Regions from separate parts of the Homo sapiens genome. Here region 1 is linked to region 2. The links are chromatin contacts, found by Hi-C or POLR2A ChIA-PET in ENCODE. All regions are on one chromosome and are shown on one strand. The core of a region is the stretch at or near the end of the contact, and the rest is flanking DNA. Distances in the headings are between cores, read along the strand shown.

Region 1 (4,874 bases), core at 627-3,126, 87 kb before region 2:
TCCTTAGTCTTGTTTCCTCATCTGCTTGGTTACCTTTGGTTATGTGCTTACCATTCATTGTATTTGAGAAAGTATTTCTCGGAATAACTTGAGGCTTCGGGTGAAAGTGCTTTGCTTTCGTGGGGAGAGAATTTCTTCTGCCAGGTCCCTGGAGGTATTTCTGGTCCAAGACCACCTTGGAAGAAGCTCATGGTTGAGATTCCCTGGTTCTTTCAGAGGAGGCAAACCTAGGCCTCCAGTCTAAGTGAGGCCTGGTTTGCTTCTGGTTCACCTGTTACCTAGTAGCTGTAGTCCTTTGGGGTCCCGGCTCCTTGAGGAAGAGTCTCCAGTTGGTGTTCCACGCTGGCCAGCCCTGGATGTTGACTTCTGCTCAGGAGGCTGTTAAAGTGAAAGGCTGCCGGGTGTGGTGGCTCACACCTGTAATCCCAGCACTTTGGGAGGCCAAGATTGGTGGATCACAAGGTCAGGAGTTCAAGACCAGCCTGGCCAATATGGTGAAACCCCATTTCTACTAAAAATACAAAAATTAGCCAGGTGTGGTGGCGGGCGTCTGTAGTCCCAGCTACTGGGGAGCCCGAGGCAGGAGAATCACTTGAACCTGGGAGGCGGAGGTTGCAATGAGCCGAGATTGTGCCACTGCACTCCAGGCTGGGTGACAGAGCAAGACTCTGTCTTTAAAAAAAAAAAAAAAAAAAAAAAAAAAAAAGTGAAAGTGTCCTTTGCCAGACTAGGCTAGGCCAATGCTTGAGGGCAAGGTGGCTTCTCTAGAGCTCATACCTCGGGGTTCCTGTTTTCTTTAGTTTCTGTACTGTTATTCCTTGCTCAGTTCTTGAAGCTTCAAAGCCTTTCAGACTTTTTTTTTTCTGGAGTCAGAGTCTCACTTTGTCACCCACGCTGGGGTGCAGTGCCACAGTCTCAGCTCACTGAAACCTCTGTTTCATGGATTCAAGCAATTCTTGTGCCTCAGCCTCCCTAGTAGCTGGGATTACAGGTGTGAGCCACCGTGCCCAGCCATTCAGAAATTTTTTTTCAATGTATTCATTGTTAGTTGTGTTCAGCAGAATTGTGAGCCTGATAATGGAGCCTGCCTTCCCAGACAACCAGACTCCAGACCTGTTTTTCCATGTTGCCTCTGCCACCCTCATCCATTCTGGGACGGGACGTGATTAATTTTGTGTACCACTTTGATCATGTCAGACTTTTGCTTAAACACCTCTCCAGCACGAAATCATACCTATGGGAGCCTGGCGACAACATGAGCTACAGCTCTCCTTCCCATCACAAGGCTTGGGGGGTCAGTGTTAAAACCCAAGGGCTTTGTAGTCTGCTGGAACTATGGGAAAAAGAGACTGTTGAGAAGGAAGCTTTCTTTTTTGGCCTTTCAGTTCCTGAGGGCTTGAGAGAAGCTTGTCTCTTTTTTTGAGCCTGGGTATAATTGAGTTTCAGGAGTAGAGGGCAGGAGGCTAGCCATTTTATATGGTACCAGATTGTCAGATGGATAATGAGACCTTTCATTTCTCAGTGCGGCCAGTCACATGCTGCTGGTTGAGAACTGAGGTCTTAGCTTGTAAGTGAGCTGTCCATGACGGAGCACAGAGGGCAGGTACAAAAGCTGGGACAAAGCAGGAATAAAGAGCGTGTGTGGCATGTTTGAAAAGGCACCCTGCCGGGCATCGGGCCTCAGTGTCAGGAAGCCCATGTTGTCAGTGCTGTGCCCTTGGACAAACCATGTAGTCTTCCTGGGTGTCAGTCAGGTCCTTCCTCTTGGCCTTGGCTGTCCTGCATGGCTGTGGCTGTGGGAGGGTCGGCTCAGTTGGCCTTAGCAGCCAGCCACTGGGAGGACAGAGAGAAGAGGGAACTTGAAGTGGTCCCCAGGAGGAGGCAGAGGCAGTGACCACTTGATAGGTTGTCTAGAGCCCAAACCATGGTCTCTGGTTCTAGCACACTCAATTACCCAGCAGTTTGGGGCCTGGAAGCAGCCTTTGTTTATCTAGCCTAATCCCCTCATTTTGCAGATGAGCAAACAGAAGCCTGGACATTTTCTTGTATTTAAAGAGCAGTAGTGATGCTCCGGCCTCGTGTGGCTTATTTTAGTAAAAATCTAGAGAAGTGGAACCAGGCTTTGGTTAGTGTGGGTTTGGGGGCATTTACTGTGAACCTCTGAGGCCACTGTCTGAGTGAGCCCTGGAGGACAATAACAACAGTGAGCCAGAGCCTGCCCCCATCTGGCCACCTGACACCCAGCTCTCCCTGGGGCCCACCTTCAGCTCTGTCCGCCCAGTCTGATCAGAGGTCGCTTTACCTGGCCAGTCAGGGGGCCCAAGTGTGTGGAGGATTAGGCAAGCAGGGTCCTGGTGACCTCCACACGAAAAATAACTCTGCTTCCTGAGCAGGTGCCAGCTTTTTGTTCCCTGGGGCCTGGCCTGACTGCTGAGACCGCAGGCTTCTGAACGCATTGCTGTTTTCACCCTTTGGCGCTAGGCTGGGCCTAACTTTGCCCTTAGATTCCCAGGCCTTCTTATCCTCAACTGCAGACGGGCCTCTCCACTCTTGCCTTGGTTCCTGAAGGACCGATTCACTCTGTTCAACCTCAAAATCATGCACTTTGTACTTGGACTTGTGCCCACAGTTACCTTCATTTATAGCCACCGCTGTGGGTGAAGCAGCCTCAGAACAGCAGAGCCTTACATATCATCCTTTTATGTTATGAAAGCAACTTAAATGAGTTTTTCAGCCCACTGAGAATTATCAAATACCAAACTTTTCTTTTTAAATTACCTCTATAATTTTCTTTTTAAATTGCCCTTATAAAACTAGGTGATAGTTAAATGAAAAACATATGTTGCTTCTGATATTTTTCTTCTTACTAAGCCTACAAATTCCTTAGCTTAAGATAACAGGGAAGGATTGTCCTGGACCCGAGGCTGTGTTTTTCTGGCTGCTGCCAGTTCCTGGATTTAAATTGCTTTGTTGGTGGATAGAGATCATTCCCTTTTCCTGGATTCAGGATAGGAAAGCCTGAGGGTCACAAATGAGCCTGGACAGAACTGTGTGTGAAAGTTTTTACGGTAACTTCTCTCAAATATTTGATACTGAAATTGTGTAGTTTCAGCTTGAGTCCATGTTGCAGCTGGGCCCTTGAATGTAATTCTTGTCATCCTTGGAATATTTCCTCCTTCTAGTGATCCAGGATCACTGTTTCCCAAACCCCCTTATTCCCCTACCCATTTTATGATTTCTCTTGTTGGTAATATCAGTTGCCAGCATTTTGAACCTGAATATTTAGCAGAAGGCTTAAATTAGGAGCTCTTCAAATTAAAGAAATAAGCAAGCCACATAATGTCGATTGTGGTAGATTACTTGTAAGCGTATTGTGTTGGGTTGGATACAGTCACCTGTAAACATAAACGTGTAGCGTTTTAAATTTGGAAAGGACTGTGGATCTACCTCCATTTTACAGACCAAGATACTGAGACATCGAGAGGCCCTGGCTTGTTCAAAGTCCCACAGAGTCAGCTGTAGAAAGACAAGTACTAGAAGCCCTATGTCCTGGGCCCAAGCTGGGTGCTCTTTCCACTGCCCCACGATGCCCCTTTTGTCTCAATGGCCTCCCACTGCTCCCCACACTCACCCTCTGTCCTGGAAACAGAATAGAGCCAGGTGGCTGCACACACCATGCCCATTGCCATCTTTATGCCCTTGTCCCTTCCCTCTGCCTAATCATGCTCATCCCACTACAACTCACCCATCAGTTCCAAAGACCCGTTGGATGTCCCACCTCCCACACTGGTGTCATCCTCCTCAGAACTTCTGAAGCGTGCCCTGTGTCTTGGCTCTTTTTACATGGTCTCTGTCCAGGTGTGGTCTTAATTTTTACATAGTAGGGCTAGTGCCCAGTAAATGGGCCATGAGTGAATAAAGAGAGATGACTGTACCATGTCACAAGGTGGGCGTGGCATCTTGTTTTGCTGCCCAGCTTTTCAGGCTTCTGACTTCGTTCCAGCTAAGCTCCAGAAAGAAGCAATCAGCTATTAAGCTCCAGAAGGGCAGAAAGCATAGCTTCCACATCTCTCACCACAGTCCTTGGTAGAGTTCTTGGTTGGTGGTGGGTTACAGCAGTGATACTTCATTTTCCTGACACATGAATCTTGCATTCAGTTTAAAATATGTTTGCTTTATCCTGATGCCTCAGAACGTGGCCATGTCCTCATGGCTGCCTCATGTCTTCATGGCTGCCTAAATACTCTGGTCTTATGGTACCTACCATTTGAGGAGGCCAACAGACCATGGCAATTAGTTTACAGATTTCCACATTTGGATACTTTGCTACTTACTTGCAATAGCAGGAAGTTGGGAGATGCAGGCCAAATAATTGTTAGGATTGCTGTGAAAATTGCAGTGAACGCAATACCCCTCCTGGGTTAGCTTGTTACAGCTACAAGACTCCTAGTGAAATTTTTGTTCCAAGATCCTCAAACTCAACAGGATGCTACATTTTATCCTGTTGGGCTTCTCAAGCAATGCTGGTAACATCTATTGTTCAGGTATTTTAAGGCTTAAGATAGAAAATTGTTGGTAGAAATTAACCAGTTAAAAGGGAGGAAATGATTACTCAGGTGTTGTGAAGTAAGACAGATTGTATGGCATTTATAACATTGGTTATGTAGTTTGCTCATAAAAGAGAATGCCTAACTGGAATTTAGTGAAAATTAAACCATTAAACCCAATGAAGTGAAAAACGGTGGACATCTGCCAAGTAAAAGCATAATCACCACTTAAACAGCTTCATCTGTGCTCCTATCTGCGAATGACAGCGTCTCCTGTGGAGAAACTGCTCTCTGACTTCTGGTTTTCTCACTGTTTTCACAGAGCCT
Region 2 (5,106 bases), core at 899-3,398:
GCAGGAGAATCGCTTGAAACCGAAAAGGCAGAGGTTGCAGTGAGCCACGATCGTGCCACTGCACTCTAGCCTGGGCAAAAGAGTGAAACTCTGTCTCAAAAAAAAAAAAAAAAGAAAGAAATTCAGAGAACATGTAACAGTGCAATTAAGCCCTGGGGATTTGGTCCAACTGAGTGTAAGATAAATAATACCTAACTGTCCAGGCTTCTTGGAACAGATTTTTTTTCTTTCTACGATCTTTAAAACTGATTTATGAGTGAAATTGAGGTCAGCATTCCCCTTTGTGTTTCATCTGCTGATGTTACAGGGTCACAGTGACATTTTGAATTGTAAAAGGGCTGCCAGAGTTCCAGTACAGCAAATTTTCCCCTCCTAGACTTACTCTGTTTGAGAAAAAGCACCAGAGGGGGGGATGTGAAAGTGACATTTTTCAGTCAAGCTTCTCTTTTAAGTCAAGTATACAGGGTCTAACAGATGCTGTTGTCAGCTGGCAAACTGGACAGGTAATCACTAAAGAGGTCCTCCCAAGCCAGGTGTCGTGGGGCACACCTGAAGTCCCAGCTACTGGGGAGGATCTCTTGAGCCCAGGAGTTTGAGAGCAGCCTGGGCAACACCGTGAGACCTCATCTCTAAAAAGAAAAGATAAAAGGTCAAGAAATAAAGAGCTCCTCCCAGTTTCAGGGCTGTAGGCCTCCCTGGAAGCCCGGCTATACTGCTCAGGAGTGCTGGGCCTCTCAGTACATCTCTCTGCCAATCCCAAACCTCTGTTTGCATTTAGACATTCAGGTAACACTTTTCAAAATGTCTCTACTGTTTTCACAGTTGCCAAGATTCTTCCCACTCTTACAGAGATGTGTTGGAGTCTCCAGCATGCGGTAGGACTTAGTCCCTTCACTGTAATCCAGGCCTAGGGGGTTAGGAATGGGGAGCTCTATTTGCAGGATTTGGGCTTACTGTCATTTTGGTCTGTTTTAGTTGGATAAGATTGACCACAATGCACACAGACTGGACATTTGGCCAGTCCCCCACTACTACTTTGTTGTTTTGTCTAGGAGTGCTTATTCTTTTCCTTCAAACCTGAAAAATCTTAGGCTCTCATATAAGCAAGTCAGGAAAAATTAGAGAATTTCATAGCCGTTTTCTTTTTCTCCTAGGATAAGTTAGATACCTTTCCCTGGGCTCCAAATCTCAGTTTACTGTCTTTCCTTGCAAAAGACGTGTCCTCCCTACCCATGTCCCTCTCAGTGGAGGCCAGTGCCAGTGACCAAACAGCTGCCGAGCTCTTTAACTCTAATTAGTACTCCACACCCTCACATAGACCTTGCAGGAGGCCTCAACCCACCCACTCCCTCCAACGAGTTGTGACGCAGACCATCTCAAACTTCACATCCACACGTGTCACATCAACGCACGTGACACAAGTGGCCGAAATGGTTTCCTCCTTATAATTTTTGGTGAGTGACTTGGCCGTGGTTCATTCCAAGCGGAAGTGATGGCTGGTGGATATGACTTGAGGGGAATTCCTGAGGGCAAGGAAAAGGAAGAAAGGGGCCCCAGAGAAGACGAGGCACAGCTGGAGAACCCTAGGGCTGTGAACACTGCGACTGCCGCGCGGGGCAGCTGCGCCGTGTTTGCTGGAAGCCTCCGGTAGCTGCTGAAACCTTCGCTCCGGAGGTCGCCTCGGTAAACCTTGCGGATGATTCCACCACGGCGGAAAGACGAAAAGGAGGCTTCTAGGCACCCGGGACCGCCCGTGTCCCGCCCTTTTCCCCGATGAAGTCTGACGCGGCAGGTCCCTCGGCAGGGTTAATGGGACGGCCTGGTGGGGCATTGCCGGTCTTTCCCAGCCACAGACAAGCTTCGCGCCTCGATCCCCCAGCGCCCCCAGACGCTGGATGCCGAGGCCTGGTCCTTTACAGCCGCCGACGCCTCATGAGCGAAGCCAGCCAGATGCCAGCACCGCCTTCGGCCCCGCCCCGAGCCAGCCCCTCCCACATCCCCGCCCGGGGCACGCCCTCGGCCCGCCCCCATCTCCGCCCCGAACACGCCCCTAGATTGGCCCCGCCCCGTCCCCGCCCGCAACTCCGCCCCGACCGGAAGAAGCCGCGGCACCCAGCGCTTATAGGGCCGGGAATGGGGGTGCCGCCGCTGCCTAGTCAGTTCTGCGTCCGCTGAGGCTCGGTCACCGCCTCGCTGTCGTCGCGGCGCCCCCGCCCCGTCCTCTGTCCGTACCGCCCCCGGAGCCAGGGCCGAGTCCTCGCCATGCCGGCCCGGCGGCTGCTGCTGCTGCTGACGCTGCTGCTGCCCGGCCTCGGGGTGAGTGACCGGGGAGCGTGGGGTGGAGGACAGCTCGCGACGGCCGGGTCGGGGCCGGGGCAGCGTCGCGGCGCCGGGGCTGGAGTCCGAGCTGGGAGCGCGACGGCGGCGGCCAGATGCCCCGTGAGCCCAGCCGTGGGAGGCTCGGGCCGGGCGTAGGAGGCGGCACCGGGCCGGGAGAGCTTCCCTGACGGGAGTCGCGGCCCCACCGAGGCGTCGGCCGCCCGAAGAGCCTCCCAAGCCAGCGCGGCTGTCACGGGCAGCGGCTCCCCGGACCCCGCGGGCTCGGGCGCAACTTCGTGGCGTCCTGCACGGCACTTGGGGGTCCCAGAAGGCCCCGGCCTGAGGAGGCCGCCCACCTGCGGGACCCTCCTCCTCGCGGGCGGGCGCCGGCGCTGCCTGGCGGGGGCCGCGGAGGAGCCGAAAGGGCGTTGGGATCCAGGGGAAGGGTCTGTCCTGCGCTTCGAATCCTTGTTTGAACTTTTTAAAAATTCGAAAACTTTGGGGAACGAATGCAACAGGGAGTAAGGACTCTCACCCGAGAGCTGGCTTCTGCCACTTGCCCTGCCGGTTTCTTGGTACTGGGAGGCTGCAGGCTTCCTTCTGTGCACCGAGACTTCCTTGAGCAAGTGGAGCTGTGGGAATTGCACTCTTGGAAGATCCCGCATGGGTTCGAGGTGAGGCCGCTTCAGAACCTCAAATGAAAGACTGTCTCCTCGTGGGAGAGCACCTGGGGCCATCAGAAATGTCTTTTCATCTTTTTCTGGAGGAGACGAATGATAGGGCCTGGTTTACATTCATTTAACTCTTTATGACCTTCACTCAGCTGTGGATTTGGGGGCACTTTGTGGGAGACTTGGCTTTTTTTTTTCTTCTGGTTGGAAGAACCTAAATTAGCGAATGTTTTTCACAAAATGTATTGTTCAGGATGTGAGCGTGGCAAATTTGTCCGTGTTCTGTTTAATGACCTCTTTAAAGGTACTGTGTACTCTTTAATAGGGATATCATGTACCAGGTGTCCCAGTAGAGCACTGACATGTGTGTGCCTGAGTGCCAGCCACCGTGTGAACTCTTTGGAGGTTTTGCATTTTAGGTAAATAACTGTCTGTACTCTTGGAGTAACAAGAATTTGGAAACAGGAGAAGTAAATAAATAAGGTTGCCTTTTTCAAATTCAGGGTTTTTTTTTTTAAATAAAGGAAAATTTGTAGACTCTTTATAATAGAACTTGTGGAAGTTAAGTTTTTCTTTCAAATAAAAACCCCACTTTTACAACTAAGGTCAGGTTTTGAACTTGAGCACCTCACCTTGGATTGGTAACTACTGCCTGGCATCTGTTCACAAACGAAGGTATAAGCAGAATGACCAAATGTTTGACATGAATTCGATCATTTCATAACGTCAAGGGATAGGTGTATAATGGTTTCCTTTGCCACATCTTTCCTTTTGCTACTTTGTCACTGGATTCTAGTGTTTGGTTATTGAATAACTTAGGCTAAAGAGCCAAAAATAACGATTTAGCTGTAGTTGGAACTATAGTTTCAGTTCGTGTAAATATTTCCAATTTGTATTTAGAAATCCAAACTTCTCAGAGTTCATGATAAAATATTCCAGACCCTTATCAAAAGGTTATAGTTTAGCGTAACTATATTTAGGTGAAAGGTCAGGCCGGGCCCGGTGGCTCATGCCTGTAATCCCAGCACTTTGGGAGGCTGAGGTGGGTGGATCACTTGAGGTCAGGAGTTTGAGACCAGCCTGGCCAACATGGTGAAACCTTGTCTCTACTAAACATACAAAAAAAAAAAAAAAAAAAAATTAGCCGGGCGTGGTAGCGCAGGCCTGTAATCCCAGCTACTGGGGAGGCTGAGGCAGGAGAATCACCCGAACCTGGGAGGCAGAGGTTGCAGAGATGGAGTCACTGTGCTCCAGCCTGGGTGACAGAGCAAGACTCTGTCTCAAAAAAAAAAAAGAAAGGTCAGAATTTCACTCCTAGAATTTTCTCCCAAGGGTTTTTACCCCCAAACATAGTAAGAATTATTATTTTAAAATTGTAAATGAAACTCATAGCAAAGTTTGCAGTTAAACCAGGCAACAGTGATGTGCAGAACGCAGTGGGTATAAAATCAGACAAACCTGAGTTCTAACTGGTCACTTGCTAGCTGTGCCCTAGGCATATTCTTTTACTACTACTACTACTACTTCTTTTTTTTTTTTTTTTTGATATGGAGTTTCTTCGCTCTTGTTGCCCAGGCTGGAGTGCAATGGTGTGGTCTCAGCTCACTGCAACCTCCGCCTCCCGGGTTCAAGCGATTCTCCTGCCTCAGCCTCCCGAGTAGCTGGGATTACAGGAGCCCACCACTACACCCGGCTAATTTTTGTATTTTTAGTAGAGACGTGGTTTCACCATGTTGGCCAGGTTGGTCTCGAACTCCTGACCTCAAGTGATCCACCCACCTTGGCCTTCCAAAATGCTGGGATTACAGGCATGAGCCACCGCACCCGGCCATGATTTTACTTCTTAGAGACTCCTTCCTGATAGGTGAAATGGGGACAGCTAACATGTGAAAGAAGGCACCACCTTCACACGTGCTTAATAGATAATAAATGTAAATTCTCTTTATGCTCCAAAGATGCTTTTTACTCTAAGCCATCATTTTTTGAATGTTATACTATGCCTCTGCAAGAAATAGTTTTTGATATTTCTTTTTGATTGATGTAGTAACTATTGCATTGGAGGCAATACTGTGATTTTCTTTCAGTGTGTGTCTTATTGAGCCAGACATTGACTCAT

What was found. Hi-C counts contacts between places; a loop is a spot of excess contacts on that map. ChIA-PET counts read pairs that join two places held with the same protein, here RNA polymerase II (POLR2A). Pooled maps may share reads with other maps.
Region 1: a pooled map shows a loop between it and region 2 (2.4-fold over the local background). The contact joins the enhancer-like site here to the promoter of ERN1 in region 2. A Hi-C loop is called at or near these places in 10 of 168 maps with a recorded cell type or tissue (B cell, PC-9, breast epithelium and 7 more), 4 of 37 single-sample maps with no recorded cell type and 22 of 50 pooled maps. POLR2A ChIA-PET finds 5 or more read pairs at or near these places in 35 of 52 experiments (AG04449, AG04450, BJ and 26 more).

What each region holds. Positions count from the first base shown.
Region 1 is chr17:64,214,238-64,219,111 of GRCh38, reverse strand. It overlaps TEX2 (testis expressed 2), which reads left to right. Exons shown (of 12, transcript NM_001288732.2): 2 at 4,870-4,874. Among named protein-coding and RNA genes, the nearest start is that of TEX2, 47 kb to the left of the region's middle. RefSeq lists enhancers at 1,239-2,070, 2,273-2,472, 2,071-2,903. Within about 2 kb of position 1,876, at least 24 of the 41 ENCODE cell types and tissues checked have a DNase peak (open chromatin) inside an H3K27ac peak, as active enhancers do; they include B cell, GM12878, endothelial cell of umbilical vein and 3 more, where a contact is called at or near this core.
Region 2 is chr17:64,127,186-64,132,291 of GRCh38, reverse strand. It overlaps ERN1 (endoplasmic reticulum to nucleus signaling 1), which reads left to right and starts at 2,148. Exons shown (of 22, transcript NM_001433.5): 1 at 2,148-2,316. The coding sequence starts at 2,263. RefSeq lists enhancers at 284-343, 1,248-1,297, 1,348-1,547 and silencers at 1,968-2,097, 2,188-2,637.